Regions from separate parts of the Homo sapiens genome. Here region 2 is linked to region 1. The links are chromatin loops, found by intact Hi-C in ENCODE. Cell type or tissue: Caco-2. All regions are shown on one strand. Links, peaks and the distances in the headings refer to the core of each region. The heading gives the core; the rest is flanking DNA.

Region 1 (2,927 bases), core at 164-2,663:
GGGGATAGTGTGATTTATATCTCCAACCCATGAAATGTGAAGACAAAATACTACATTAATACTGTACCCTGTAAATCTTTTCTCGCATTAGCAGCCTTCTGGTAGAGTCGAGTTGCCAAGGAAGCATTGCCATATGTGCTGATGGAGCTGAACTAAAAGGAGAAGATTGGAAAACTAACCACACTAATAAATTTCTTTTGAGGCAGTTGGAAAATGGACTGCTGTTTTGACAAGTTAGAAACAACACACACATCCATTCTCTGTTTCAAATGGTTAAAGTGAATTTCCAGGACCCAACAGAAACATCTTATATTAGAAACCTGATTTTTCTGCTGAATTACCCAGATGTCAGATATATATGCACTTTAGACTTAATTGTGGTTGTGATGAAGTGCCTCACCTAGACTCTCTGCTTTAGGCATTACTGGGCTGTGCTACCTCTCCTCCCTCTGAGGTCAAGGTACAAGGAGGGAGTTTGGAATTCCCACCTCTTTGACTTTTCATTGTTTCACAGATCATGACCTTCTTACAAAGACCATTTACCCAAGACTCATGTTTTCAAGGCCCACATCTGTAGTGGGCCTCAGATTATAATCCAGTCACCTTCATTTTCCTGTTTAACCAGACAAGGTAGTCACTACAAGAATGGTTCTTATCAACAACTTCCGTGAGTGGCAGCATCTGGCCTAGGTCTTAGGAATGGATTTGTGCTTTGGTTTTATTCTAAGTTGAAGTTAATCATTTAATATAAGGAAGCTCGGGGCCTCTAATATATTACCTTAAACTCCTAGTTTCTCTAGCTTCCTCAGGTCTCTGCTCTTGCAAACTATCCTTCACCTGCCTCTAGAACTTTTTACTTTTTGAACTTTACTTTTTACCCTAAAAGCCACCCCATGCATCTACAGAATTTGGTGCATGCTCCTTAGTGGGCCTGGGAGAGAAGTTGTGCAGCGTACCAGGTAAGAGCACAGGCTGGAGTCGGACAGCCTGGGTGGAACCCCGTTCCCCCATCAAACAGCTGAGCCACCATGGGCAGCTCCCTTAAAGTCGGCCTCAGTTTCTTCTTCAGTTGCTGTGGATAAAACAAAAGCCACTGTTTAAGTAAGGTATTGTGTGGATTAAATGTGTTCATTCACATAAAACACACAGTACTGTAGTATGTGGATATAGCGAGTGCTCCCCAAATATTGGCTGTTGTCATTATCACTACTATTAATAATATTGTTATTTATTATCTGGTCTTCTGTGATCCAAGCACAGCCTCCAGTGCCCTGACTCCATGCCATAGCCTTAAGATGTTGGTGCCTTTGCACACCAACTGTTTCCTCTGCCTGGGTCACCTTGCCCTCCATTCTGCTCATTGTCTCATCTTTCCGGGGAACCTCTGCTCACCCTTGAAGTCCCAGGGCAAATATCTCCTCTTCTTTGATGTTTTTTCCCCTCCTGCAGGCAGAAGAACTGGTTCTCTCCACTGGGTTCTCATAGTCCTGTGATGCCCCTGGGGTCTGGTATGCAGCACCTGCTGTTGTTAGGTGGTTTGTCCCCCATCTGGCAGGTGGAGACAACTAGCGTTCCCTTTCCCTCTAAACTCTGAGCTTCTTAGCGGGGAGGCACCAGTCTCACTGTGTTCATCCCAGTTCCTCTCAGTACCAGGCAGACAGAGAAGGCATTTGGTAAATGTTTGCTGAACAAATAGCTACTTGTTGCCTTCTTTGTAGTCTTAAATACGGGGTTTTCCCTTCTGTTTTTTGCCGTTCACAATGCATTACTAAATTTATGGTGAGAAGGATAAATTTCAGTAGTTTGAAAGGCTGGCTGAAGTGATTGTATCTAACACAGTAGTCATTAGGCTCTGTGGCCTGTTTTTTTATTAGTCATTTAAAAAGACTGTCACAGGATAGTTATGGAGACAAGAGTTCATCATTTAAATCACAGTGCTTTCAACCCATCCACAATTTTGGTCTACAATTTAATGATGAGAAAAATACATCTAGCAAGTAAATGTTTAACTAAGCATTTTGTTACTTGATGTGAATACAGGGAGAAAGATGAAAATTTCAATTGTGAAGAGGTAGTTTAAACAGGCGTATGCCCACATATTACTAGTAGAAATTAATGTTGTACTTTTATTAGGTAATAACCAAGCCTTCTCCTATTATAGATATCTTACTGAAAGATCAGTGAGTGAGTGTCATGAGTATAGTTTAGGAGAGAATGCTTGCTTTGGATAAGAATGCTTGCTTTGCCCAAATGGTTGCATATTCCCGTTTTTTCTCATATGCTGCCTCAGCTCATTTAAATTCTAAAGAGCACAGCCCCACTCAAGCTAGCAAGAGCTTAGGGGGGCTTTTGATAAACATTCACACAAGAGAGAAAGAAGGTAGAAATCTCAGATCCAAGAGCAGGAGCTGCACTGGAGGCTGGCCTCAGTGGGACCCAAAGGTGATGGGGACAGGCGCTCCCACCTGTGTGCCTTTCATGGGCTATGTGCATTCTCTTTTTAATCTCTATTCCTTTTGCTCCACATTCTCATCTGTCCACCAATGCACTTCCTCTGCTTATTCATGGTTTCTGCTTCCTTGTGATATTAGCACACACGTGACTTCCAATTGGCTGCTTTCCTTGCTCCACCCATGACATCTTTTCATCTTGTTGCTTCTGTGCTAACTTGTCCCCTCTTCTCTAAAGACTGTCAGTCATCCTCCTGGAGAAGGCATCCTAATTGGCCAGCTCTATTTTTGGTAGCAGGCTCAGGTTGCTGAACTCTTGATTTGCGTGTCTTTTAGGTGTTTTACATTGTCCAGTCAGCTGTGGCCCTGGGGATGAAGCAGGCTTAGATGTTATAGTTGCTTAGTGAAGGGCTGCAAACTCAGGACAGGTGAGATGGCTCACACCTGCAATCCCAACATTTTGGAAAGCCTAGGCAG
Region 2 (2,927 bases), core at 318-2,817, 74 kb before region 1:
AGTAAAGACAGCCATGTCGCTGCTCTTTTAGTGAATTTTGGCTGTTCACATTATTCTTCAAGTTATTTAGAATATAACTTTTTAGATTCACTGAGGATATTGCATCTACTTGGGCAAAACCCTGAAAGCCCCTAAGGATTTAGCTGAACATGTAATTCATATTGAAACCCACCTTCTCTTGCCTTATGATTTTCTGATTCAGTACTTTCTTCTAGAGTTTTTTTTCTTTTTTTGAGACAGAGTCTCACTTTATCACCCAGGCTGGAGTGCAGTGGTGTGATCTCAGCTCACTGCAACCTCCGCCTCCTGGGTTCAAACAATTCTCCTGCCTCACTCAGCCTCCTGATTAGCTGGGATCACAGGCGTGTGTCACCACACCTGGCTAATTTTTATATTTTTGGTAGAGATGGGGTTCACCATGTTGGCTAGGTTAGTCTCGAACTCCTGATCTCAGATGATCCGCCCGCCTTAGCCTCCCAAGGTGCTGGGATTACAGGCGTGAGCCACCATGCCTGGCCTAGAGTTTTTTTTTTTTTTTTTGCTAAGTTAAGAAATAAAACAGTAACCAATTTCTGAAGGAAAAAGCATTAAAATATTGATGTTGCTTTTCTGCAATACTTATACCAAGAAAATGCAAGAGAGTCTCAAAAGTTGTGTAGCTTAATTTCCTCTTGCAAAAATATAAAGTACTCCCAACAGTTTCTAATTTTGATGATCTTTTACAATTACTGTTCTGTGTTGTAATGGCCTGCGTTTTAAAAAAGCTTGAAATTGTTAGGAGACCTTTAGACATAGAACTTGGTAAGAAGTGCAGAGATAGGATGGCATAGAATGGGGAAACATGCCAGATCAATTGGGACAGAAAATTTTTCTTAACTGCTTTTCAGCATTTATATAGGTTCTTCCATGAGCAAAATAAAATATGAACCTAAATAGAATGGGCTCAAACAGTCATAATAAACTCCTTTGGTTATTTTCAGAAAATCTATATTCACAGGTGGCCTGTGTTAATAGGTGAATTCATTGTATTTTGGTGTGGCTATTTGTATAACAAAACATGACTAAATATGAAAGATGTGTATGTCTTTTTCTTTACCAGATCTTGCGCCAGTTTTTAAGCAAGCAAATTATGTTCATGTAGTAAAATTTTAATCTGTATTGGGAATAGAGGTGGGAATAGTAGTATTCTGTTTACTGTGGATTTGGAGTAAAATCTAGAAATGCTACTTAATCAGCATATTGTAAGCAGAAATTACTTTTTGTCTTTTTTACAAAAAATGGACATGAGAGCTCACTCCGTTGCCCAGGCTGGTCTCAAACTCCTGGGCTCAAGCGACCCTCCCACGTTAGCCTTCCGAGCAGCTGAGAACAGAGGCACGTGCAATTGTGCCCAGCTTTAGAAATCACTTTTTATTTTAATTCTTATTTGTAACATTTCATAAGGTATTAGGCTACTTTTCCCAGTCACTACCGTTTATACAATTTAGTTTTAATTTCTTAAAATTTTATTTGAAATTGTAGAATGTCTTAATCATTCAGAATGTGAATTGTCATGGAGGTGTCAGAGATGCAATTTAATTTCTCCTGATAGCAGTATATCTTGAAAATATTTTGCTTAAAGATTTATTTATCCTTGCTGTCAATTTGTTTCTTATAATTTGCCTCATAGAAACATTCATTCAAAACAGAGTGCTGAAACCAAAATGGAATATACAATTAAAACCAAATAATTTTTTTCCTGCTAACTACTTCCCAGCCCCCAGACTGAACTCGTGATTGAGGTTCTATTTACTTTTGCAAACAGATGAATATTTTTGGAGCAGTGGAGGTAGGAGCATGGTACCTAAGTCCAAGTTGCACCATTTTGTGTGGCTGTTTCTTTCTTATTTTGCATTAGGAAACAGGTGCAAGAAAAAGAAAAAAAATTCCACTTCATCATCGTAGTAGTATCTGGAATCTCATTCCCCATAACCAAGAAGAACTCATTTATTCTTGGCCACCCTCTCTCTTTTGTTATTCTAAGTTGACTGTGGACAGCTTTGATGCTGCCCCTGAACTTCTATGAGTCCCCCTGCCCTTGCTGCCAGGATTTTAGAATCTACCCTTCTCCTATACTAGGAGTGGTAAGAAAATAAATTCGGGTAGTAGTGCCATTTGATGATTCATTTTCTTTTTATATGTGTCCTTTAAAATTAACATTGACAATTTGGAGCCCCTTTGTAATGTGGATGATAGAGGAAAAGCTGTGATTGCTTATAGGCTGAATTTAGGTTCATCTGAAATTATGATGTATCTCAGAAACATCATAATTCCTTGGTTTGGGAGTGGTAATAGGATTAGGACTGTTGAGACTGTAGAAAAAGCACATTGTTTTTCTTAGATGTGGATGCTTGTTTGGGGTGGTGTAGGCTGATGGAGAGTATTTGAGACAGCGGCTACTCTTTCTTTTTTTTTTTTTTTTCCCAGCTGCTACTCTCAATGCAGACATTGCTCTAGAACACCCTGTATAAACTATATATTGCCACATCTAAACCATATAGTACTTCATTAAATTTTGAACATTTAAAATATTTTAACTATATGAGACAACTATGTGGTGCATGTGTTAATTAGCTTGATTGTGATAATCATTTTTCAATGTATATGTATATAAAAATAACACATTGTACACTTTAAATGTATACAATTTTTGTCAATTATATGTCAATAAAGCTGTAAAAAAATTTTAGATAATGCACAATGGATCCCATACTTTGTATTTATTCCTATATACCTTGATTTTTAAGCACCTTATTCTTTAAGTTCATTTTGTTGCCGAATTTGAGTGCATTCTCCCTAGTCCTTATTAAAGAGGGTACAATAATCTTTCATCTGAGATACAATTGATGGAATTATTTTATAGGATCGAGTACATTTTAAAGCCTAAT

The links. Hi-C counts contacts between places; a loop is a spot of excess contacts. Peaks named below come from ENCODE experiments on the same cell type or tissue, not always from the same donor. Only the 100,000 strongest peaks of a DNase experiment are listed, where the experiment ranks them.
Region 2: a loop joins it to region 1, with 5 times the contacts of the local background. A loop is called at or near these places in 1 of 110 quality-filtered maps.

The regions. Positions count from the first base shown.
Region 1 is chr7:96,173,660-96,176,586 of GRCh38, reverse strand. The region is part of intron 11 of SLC25A13 (solute carrier family 25 member 13); the gene reads left to right. Among named protein-coding and RNA genes, the nearest start is that of MIR591, 45 kb to the left of the region's middle. In Caco-2, for the core only: no CTCF peak of the experiment used is centred there; a DNase peak (open chromatin) is centred at 1,506.
Region 2 is chr7:96,247,493-96,250,419 of GRCh38, reverse strand. The region is part of intron 3 of SLC25A13 (solute carrier family 25 member 13); the gene reads left to right. Among named protein-coding and RNA genes, the nearest start is that of MIR591, 29 kb to the right of the region's middle. RefSeq lists an enhancer at 1,631-2,927. In Caco-2, for the core only: no CTCF peak of the experiment used is centred there; no DNase peak of the experiment used is centred there.